Regions from separate parts of the Homo sapiens genome. Here region 2 is linked to region 1. Evidence: chromatin contacts called from ENCODE Hi-C or POLR2A ChIA-PET data. All regions are on one chromosome and are shown on one strand. The core of a region is the stretch at or near the end of the contact, and the rest is flanking DNA. Distances in the headings are between cores, read along the strand shown.

The links. Hi-C counts contacts between places; a loop is a spot of excess contacts on that map. ChIA-PET counts read pairs that join two places held with the same protein, here RNA polymerase II (POLR2A). Pooled maps may share reads with other maps.
Region 2: a loop to region 1 is called in a pooled map, with 2.5 times the contacts of the local background. The contact joins the enhancer-like site here to the promoter of PLAU in region 1. A Hi-C loop is called at or near these places in 6 of 50 pooled maps. POLR2A ChIA-PET finds 5 or more read pairs at or near these places in 15 of 52 experiments (AG04450, BJ, GM10248 and 11 more).

Annotation. Positions count from the first base shown.
Region 1 is chr10:73,908,020-73,912,682 of GRCh38, reverse strand. It overlaps PLAU (plasminogen activator, urokinase), which reads right to left and starts at 1,551. Exons shown (of 11, transcript NM_002658.6): 1 at 1,465-1,551; 2 at 1,071-1,158; 3 at 615-642; 4 at 361-468. The coding sequence starts at 1,127. C10orf55 (chromosome 10 putative open reading frame 55) reads left to right here. Exons shown (of 5, transcript NR_160938.1): 4 at 399-483; 5 at 588-2,714. RefSeq lists a silencer at 1,005-1,604 and enhancers at 3,271-3,320, 2,570-3,520, 2,876-4,075.
Region 2 is chr10:74,056,699-74,060,796 of GRCh38, reverse strand. All of the region lies in intron 2 of VCL (vinculin), which reads right to left. Among named protein-coding and RNA genes, the nearest start is that of VCL, 61 kb to the right of the region's middle. Within about 2 kb of position 2,541, at least 5 of the 41 ENCODE cell types and tissues checked have a DNase peak (open chromatin) inside an H3K27ac peak, as active enhancers do; they include PC-3, where a contact is called at or near this core.

The DNA of each region.
Region 1 (4,663 bases), core at 302-2,801:
GGCAGGGTTACACCATGTTGTCCAGGCTGGTCTTGAACTCCTGACCTCAAATGATCCACTCACCTTGACCTCTCAAAATGCTGGGATTACAAGCGTGAGCCACCATGCCCGGCTGCCAACGGACATTTTAAAGATGTCGTTTCAGACCTGCCAGAAGACTGGACAGGGTCTCCTTCCAACCCCACCTCACATTTGTGTGGCCACTGTTTCGTGAGCGTGTGTGTGTGTTTATGCTTGTCACATAGGGATGAAGATGTCACCCACCCTACCTCCAGCTCCTAACTCCTGCCTGCTCTTGCCTCCCACCCATCCCTCCCTGTCCCCAAATTTCTCTCCCAGTTGCAGTGGAGATCCCCATACCTATTTCACAGTGCTGCCCTCCGAATTTCTTTGGGCAGTTGCACCAGTGAATGTTGGAGAAGTACTTGTTGGACACACATGTTCCTCCATTTAGACAGTCACAGTTCGCTGGAGAGAACAAAGGTGGGGTAAGCGAGGGGGAGTGGAAGTGGTAAGGGGTGGCGCAGCCCTGCAGCAGAGGGCAGGGAGGGGATGTCCCCTGAAGCCTTCCCAACTTGTCTGTGCAGCCAACTGTTGTAGGGGTGGATACTCACATGGAACTTGATGAAGTTCATTGCTGCCCTGGAAGAGATTCGGGAGGAGGCTTCATCAAAGGTCCCATGCTCCAGGGACTCCAGGGTGAGGGTAAACTGGCCCCAATCCCAAAACCCACTCTTCCCTCTCCCTCTCGCCTCACCCTGTTCGTATCTAGTTCTCAAATGGAAGACCATGGGTTTCCAGCCAGGAGAAATGGATTGACCCAAGCAAGCTTCATCTACCAGATGCCCGCAGGCTGGGGCAGTCCCGGCGGCCTCTTCCTCCCTTGCCAGCCAGTGCCAACCCCCGTGGTTCTCAAGCCTCCGCTGCCACCCTGTCCCATTTCCTGGGGAGAGTCTGGCCCTGCTGTGGATGGAATCCGGAGGACCCCAGCTCCCTGAGCAGCCCCTCCTCTCCCCTGGTGCTGATCAGAGGTCCTTGGGCAGCATCAGTCAAAGCAAGAGCGCACTCACTTTGGAGTCGCTCACGACCAGGACGCAGAGAAGCAGGCGCGCCAGCAGGGCTCTCATGGTGGCGAGGTCGGGGCGCTAGACGGCGGCTCTGCAAAGGAAGGAGAAGTCAGGGCAAGAGGCGGAGGAACGGGAAGGCAGGCCAGGCGGGCGACTGCAGCGCAGGGGAGATGCCCGCGGTGACCAGGCTCCCCAGCTGTCTCTCTCCTCTCTGGGCTCCGGACTCCGGGCAGCCTGGATCGGCACCCGCGGGGGACGCCCGGGACGGGGCGCCTTGACTCCGTGCAGCCGCCGGGGAGCCCAGGGAGCCCGGGCAGCCCAGGGCGGGGGAGGCAGACGCTCGGGAGCTGGGGCCGCCGCGCATCCGGCCCGGGGATCTCAGGACCGCGGCACTCACCGGTGGCTGCGGCAGGAGGGCGCGAGCCGGCGCTGCGGGGACAGGTGGACCCTGGCCCGGGCTCCGGGGCTGCGGTCTCCGCACTGTGCTGCGACCCGCGGCGCCTGCTCTATATCAGGGCCCGCCCCGGCGCCGCCCCTCCCTCTCCCGCCCGGCTCCCTCCCCTGTCTTGCAGCGCTCAGCGACCCGGACCCCGCGTGCTTCCGCAACGCTCACAAAGATTTGGGGGAAGCGCGATCTCCAGCGGAGGGGACCCAACAGCGTCTGGACTGAGGAATCGAGAGGCTTGTAAATTCTCCGTGCTTCCTCCCATGCACCTGGCCGGGGGCCTGCCCCAGTGCAAGGAGTCCCCGAATTGCAGAGAGGAGAGAAGGCGCACAGGAGACTCTCTACCTCGCCCAGCTCTGAAGCCTCCTGGGGTCCTCTAATCAGTTCTTCTGCAACTTCTCCCCGCTGGGCCCCAACTTGCCTAAGACTGCCTCAGACCCCCTTGCCCGCAGCTGATGGAGCTGTGAAGTCTTCATCAACGCGACAAATGTACGAGACATACTCTCCCAGAAGCACAGACAGAAAAACCCCTGCCTGTAGGGGCTCCCTCTGTGCGTCTGTTCAGTGGCAGTCCCCAGATATCACCAACACAACCAGTGGATGGAACAAAGCCGGGCTTATTGCTTTCGGCAGTAAGGGGGTTTGTTTGATGGTGCTATCAGAGGGGGAAAGGCAAGGCCAGATTACTGAAAATTTGCAGCTTGGTTTAAAGTCCGTTTTTGACAGGGCTTGATAAGGATTGGGTTAGGTGTCGTGATATGATGTTACAGGATTGTGGGAACAAAGTCCTAGGGCATAAACTGTTGGTGCTTCCTATTGAAGTGTTAACGGGTCTTTTGGGAAGTTTCCATAATGAGCAATTCATTTATTTGTGCAGGCAAGAATAAAAGTAAAGACAATGGAAACATGTAGACAGTTCTAACTGTGGAGGTTCTGGAGGGTGTGGAAGTTCTGTTCTCACCTCTGAGTAGAGGAATTGGGAGACTGGAGGACAAAATAAGAGGAAGATTTATTTTTCACTGTTTGTCCTTTTACACTCTTAACATTTTAAAAAGCACATCTCTGTATAGCCCATTCCAAAAAGATAATTATGCATTTTTTAATGCATGTGTATTTAGTGTTTTACTTCATCATAGAGCCTTGTTTATTCTATTCAGATAGAAACAATTGTTTATCAAATAAAATTGTCCTCCAGAAAAACAGACCATGTGTAAATGACTGCATCCACCCTTCCTGCCTGAGGATAAGCAGACATTTGTGTATACACACACACACACACACGCATCTCTGGGCACACTTGGAGGAACATAGCAGGGATTCTGTGATTCTGTCACCCCCATCTCTTTCCCCTAGTGTCAGGAACCAGGGCTTGGGGTCATTTTGAACCCAGTAGGACTCGCTCTCTTAGTGGGAAGGAGGAGGCTGAGTCCCAGCAATCCACTAGCGGCTTTGGGCCCTTTCCCAGCCTAGGCCTGCAGCATTTTCCTGCCTTGCAAATCTGGACCTTGGGTCTGGGTCCACCTGAGAGTGACAGAAGGAAGGCAGGGAGAGTGCCAGGAAGGTAGGAAGGAGGAAGGCTCCTTTGCTCTGCCCCAGCCGAGGGCTCAGGGTGCCAGCTGCCTGCTGGGGAAAGTACAAGTTAGCCTTTCAGCTTTTGGGAGGCAGGTGACCCACTGTCTTCTGGAGAGACTTCTGTGCTTGCTGAGCTGCCAGCCTTCCAGGGGACAGACTGAGTCAGCGATGCTATAGGCTTCAGAGCCAACCTTGCTACTTCCTCTAGAAGACTGTGGTCAGTTTTGTTTGGATTTGAGAACCCATTAATTGTAAATAAACGTGACCAGAACATAAACAGAGATGCTGCAGCCTGAGGACTTACCCCGAAACTCCCAGGTTAGTTATCAGGAAATTCCCAGGGACCGTCATGATTCATGTTGCTCCCCTAGCAGCTCTCATGACTCCAGATTACTTGGCTGGAGGCTGTCATGCTGATTGCTGAGAGCAGATGACTTCATTTCCTCCTGGACAAAGAGGTTTGGAGACCGTTATGAAGCGTGACACCCTTTCTCCCCTTCCGCCCCCTCCTCCCCCGTGCCACCTCTTCACCTAGCACTTCAACTCTTCACAGAACTTCCTTATCCATGCGCTAATCTTTAGCACTCTCTGAAATCTTTGTGCACAGTTCTTTTTTTTTTTTAAAGACAAGGTTTTGCTGGGCTTCTGGGTTCAAGGGGTCCTCCCACCTCATCCTTCCAAAGTGCTGGGATTACAGGCATGAGCCACCACGCCCAGCCATATTTTTTTTTTTTTTTTTTTGAGACGGAGTCTCGGTCTGTCACCCAGGCTGGAGTGCAGTGGCACAATCTCGGCTCACTGCAAGCTCCGCCTCCCGGGTTCACGCCATTCTCCTGCCTCAGCCTACCGACTAGCTGGGACTACAGGCGCCTGCCACCACACCCGGCTAATTTTTTGTATTTTTAGTAGAGATGGGGTTTCACCGTGTTAGCCAGGATGGTCTCGATCTCCTGACCTTGTGATCCGCCCACCTCGGCCTCCCAAAGTGCTGGGATTACAGGCGTGAGCCACCGTGCCCGGCCCCAGCCATATTTTTTATATTGTATTTCTGTCTTGTGCTTCAAGGCACATTAATGTAAACCATTTCTCTTTAAACTCATAACTGCCTTATGATATAGACTGGTATTGTTGTTCCCATTTTGCAGATATGGAAAATGAAGTGGAGAGAAGATACACAGTTGATGAGCAGCAAAGCCAGCACTAAAACCCAGCGTCTTCTGATCCTTGTTCCTATGCGCTATACCTCACTGTCTCCATAAAAGACAGAACGCTGTGAAGGGAGGGGCCAGTGAGCTAAGATGATCCAGCTCAGGGGAGCCCTCCTCCTGACTTTGGAGACCTCCTTCCAGAAAGACTGCTCGGACTATGGACTCTGAGCTCTTAAGTTGCACCCGCTGTAATACAAATTAGTTGTTTGCCTGAATTCCAAGAACTGTCTCTGTGGTCTAGGCTGTCTGAAATTTCTGTTGAGGGTAAGAGAATAAGGAACTGAATGTGTATGATTTCATTCTTTTCCTGACTCCTAGGGTGAAGCCACCAACCCCTGCCTCTGTGTCTCAAGGGTACAGAGCTCCTGAGT
Region 2 (4,098 bases), core at 1,292-3,791, 150 kb before region 1:
CTCAGTTCCATGTGATTTCAATTATCACTAACCAAGAAGATTAAATGTATGCCAAAGAAGAGGAAAATCCATTTAGAGATTATAAAAAGACTACCACAAGTCTTTTTTCTTCTTTTTCTTTTTCTTTTTTTTTTTTTTTTTGAGACAGAGTCTCATTCTGTTGCCCAGGCTGGAGTGCAGTGGCGCGATCTCAGCTCACAGCAACCTCCGTTCCCTGGGCTCAAGCAATCCTCCTGCCTCAGCCTCCCAAGTAGCTGGAACTACAGGAATGCGCCACTATGCCCAGCTAATTTTTTTTGTATTTTGCGTAGAGATGAGGTTTCATCATATTGCCCAGGCTGGTCTCCAACTCCTGACCTCAAGTGATCCACCCACTTCGGTCTTCCAAAATGCTGGGATTACAGGTGTGAGCCACCACACTCTGCCTGCAAGTCCTTTTTAAGGGTTCTTTTAGACTATATCCAGAAAAAGTGAGTTACTAAATTTTTTTTCTAGACAGTGTCTCGCTCTGTTACCCAGGGTGGAGTGCAGTGGTACCATCACAGCTCACTGTAGCCTCAACCTCCCAGACTCAAGTCATCCTCCCACCTCAGCCTATCAAGTAACTGAGACCAAAGGCACATGCCACCATGCCCAGATAATTTTTTATTTTTTATATTTTTTGTAGAGACAGGGTCTCACTATGTTGCCCACACTGGTCTTGAACTCCTGGGCTCAAGTGATCCTCCCACCTCAGCCTCTTAAGTAGCTGAGACTATAGGTGCACATCACCATGCCCAGCTAATTTTTTATGTTTTGTACAGACAAGGTCTCCCTATGTTGTCCAGACTGGTCTTGAACTCCTGGGCTCAAGTGATCCTCCTGCCTTGCCTCACAAAGTGCCAGAATTACAGGCGTGAGCCACTGTGCCCAGCAGAGTCACTAATCTTAAATTCCTTTAAATTCTTTCATATATTTATTCATCTAATATATTGAGGAACTATTACATGCTATGATTCCTAGAAATGGGAATATTTTTTAAAAGTCCTTACCTAAGAGGAACCTTGGTAGGAGGAGACAAGTACAAATCAGTCTTTAGAAGTATGTCCAGCAGGCTGGACGCGGTGGCTCACACCTGTAATCCCAACACTTTGGGAGGCCAAGGCAGGCAGATCACAAGGTCAGGAATTCGAGACCAATCTGACCAACATGGTGAAACCCCATCTCTACTTAAAAAATACAAAAATTAGCCAAGCGTGGTGGCACATGCCTGTAATCCCAGCTACTCAGGAAGCTGAGACAGGAAAATTGCTTGAACCCAGGAGGTGGAGGTTGCAATGAGCCAAGATGGCACCACTGCACTACAGCCTTCGTGACAGGGCGAGACTCCGTCTCAAAAAAAAAAAAAGTATGGGTGCAAAAGCAGGAGGAGATTTTTTCTTTTCTTTTTTTTTTTTCTTTCGAAGTGGAGTCTTGCTCTGTCACCCAGGCTGGAGTGCAGTGGTGCGATCTCAGCCCACTGCAAACTCTGCCTCTCCCACACTCAAGTGATTCTCAAGCCTTAGCCTCCCAGTAGTTGGGATTATAGGCATGCGCCACCATGCCGAACTAGTTTTTGTATTTTTAATAGAGATGGGGTTTCACCATGTTGGCCAGACTGGTCTCGAACTCCCAACCTCAGGTGATCCCTAAGTGCTGGGATTACAGGTGTGAGCCACCGTGCCTGGCCTGGAGGAGTCATTTTTACCTAAGAGGTTAGGAATGTTGCGATGGAGAAGGTAACTACACTGCTCCTGCCTTGAGAAGTTCAGCACTACTTATAAAGATGATTCTCTTTGCAGCATCTCTTTGAGCTCTTTTTCCAGTAGATCTCTTTCTCTCTCTCTCTCACGCATACGCACGTGCACACGCACACACACACACACACCCTTTCTGTGAGAAATAACATGCACTTGCAATCGGTCTAGTTGGACTAGGGAGGGCAGTCTACCATCACAAAGTGCAGGTAGCTCACTCTAAAGCCAAACAATCTCAATCTACTTCTGTAAAAAGCAGTCATCCTATGTCAGCTCACTGGTTTAGTGGCCGTGGAAAGGAGAGCTTTAGACAAAATAATATAAAGGAAATGGTGTGATTAAGTCTATTTAGACATATGGTCCATAAATTAAAACTGGAAAGCACTTGAAAACATTCACGTTCAACTTTCACTCCCACCAAAAAAAAAAAAAAGTTGGGGAGGAGTGGAAGTAACTCATATCACATTCACTGTTTTAATAAAAACAAAAAAATTAAAACTGATCTTAGACAGTATAGCCTTTTAGGTTATAAATACTGTCAAAAAGATGCATTGTTTGCCTAAGAGTGAAGTACTATGGAACAGAACACTTGAAAATTTTATTTCATGGAGGTCGCAGTTCCTGGAGCACACCCAAGGAAACAGGTGTTTACATACCACGATCCCTGTATTAGAGAGAGAGAGCTTGTTGCAGAGCCCACAAACATATCTGATCAAACAAGGCTACGACGACACTTGGGAGATGGGAAGGAAACAGGTGGAGGGAAGGAAGTGAGAACATGAGAATCTGGTCAGTGAGGTTTTCTCCACCTGGCCACTGCACCCAGCACCTCCCTCACTGTCATCTCCAACCAGTCTGGCCCCAGTATAATTATGTGGCAGGCAAAATCAATTGTCAGGGCTATTCTTCCTCTTTTCTTAGCCCTTGTTGAGATCTTCCCTTCCCTTCCCATCCTGTCAGGGTCTTTCAGACATCAAGAAAGGCATAGATCACTTCCCAGTCTGAGAAGTCCATCATATTTAAAAATGAAGAAATGCCAAAACAGGTTCATAAAAATGGTGGTCTATTTAAGTGCTTACATTTAATATTTTAATTGCATGATCAACTTTTGTCTGGGCTGGAGTGCAGTGGCACGATCACGGCTCACCACAGCCTTGACCTCCTGGGCTCAAGTGATCCTCCTACCTTAGCCTCCCGAGTAACTGGGACTACAGGTGCATGCCACCATGCCCAGGTAATTTTTTGTATTTTTAATAGAGATGGGGTTTTGCCATGTTGCCCAGGCTGGTCTTGAACTCCTGGGCTCAAGCAATCTGGCCACCTCAGCCTCCCAAAGTGCTGGGATTACAACGTGAGCCACCACACCTGGCCATGAACAACATCTTTTAAAACTTCTTTTTTTCCTGTGACTACATACATGGCCTTATTTGAAGATAATATTAAAGTCCAGACCCTTCATAATATAAGGCCTGAGTGAGAAGACAGGGGTTTGGGGTACAGGCAGGCCCTCAAGCTCTCTCTGCCTTCCCGCATATTAAGAACCTACCTTCAGACAAAGATCTAAGTGAAAATGACTGCTAAGGCCCCCCAAATTATCCCTTCATTAGATATTTAAGATTTAAATTGTTAACCTAAGGAATGAACTCCAATATAAAATTTCAGGCATCAGCAACTGAGAGTTCAGCCATTCTAGTATGCTTCAAATAGGAAGTACTGCCTCTATCAATTCACTGGAATTTATATATACATATAATTTTTTTTTAAATAATAAAAATAGAGCCAGGGATGGTGACTCACACCTATAATCCCAGCGCTTTGGGAGGCTGAGGTGGGAGGATTGCTTGAGCCCAGGAGTTTGAGAACAGCCTAGACTACGTAGCGAGACCCTATCTCTACGAAAAATTTTAAAAAATTAGCCATGCATGATGGCATGTACCTGTAGCCCCAGCTATTCAGGAGGCTGAGGGGAGAATTGTTTGATCCCAGAAGTCTGAGGTTACAGTGAGCTAAGATCATGCCACTGTACTCTATCCAGCCTGGGAGACAGAGCAAGACTCCATCTTTAAGAAAATTTTAAATAATAATAATTTAGAAAATAATATATGTGAAGATTTCAAAAGACTCAGGAGATAGGTGAAGAAATTTCTTTTCTATGTTAATATGAAGCATTTGGCACAGATTGTACTTTAAAACAGTAGAGATGGACGCATTCTGTGGCATATCAGTAATAGCTGATATGCTTTGCTCCTGGAGTTGCCATTTTGAGAAAGGTCAAGGATCCTCAGCCATTAGTCACCTAGACACCTGACTGAAGGCCACAAGC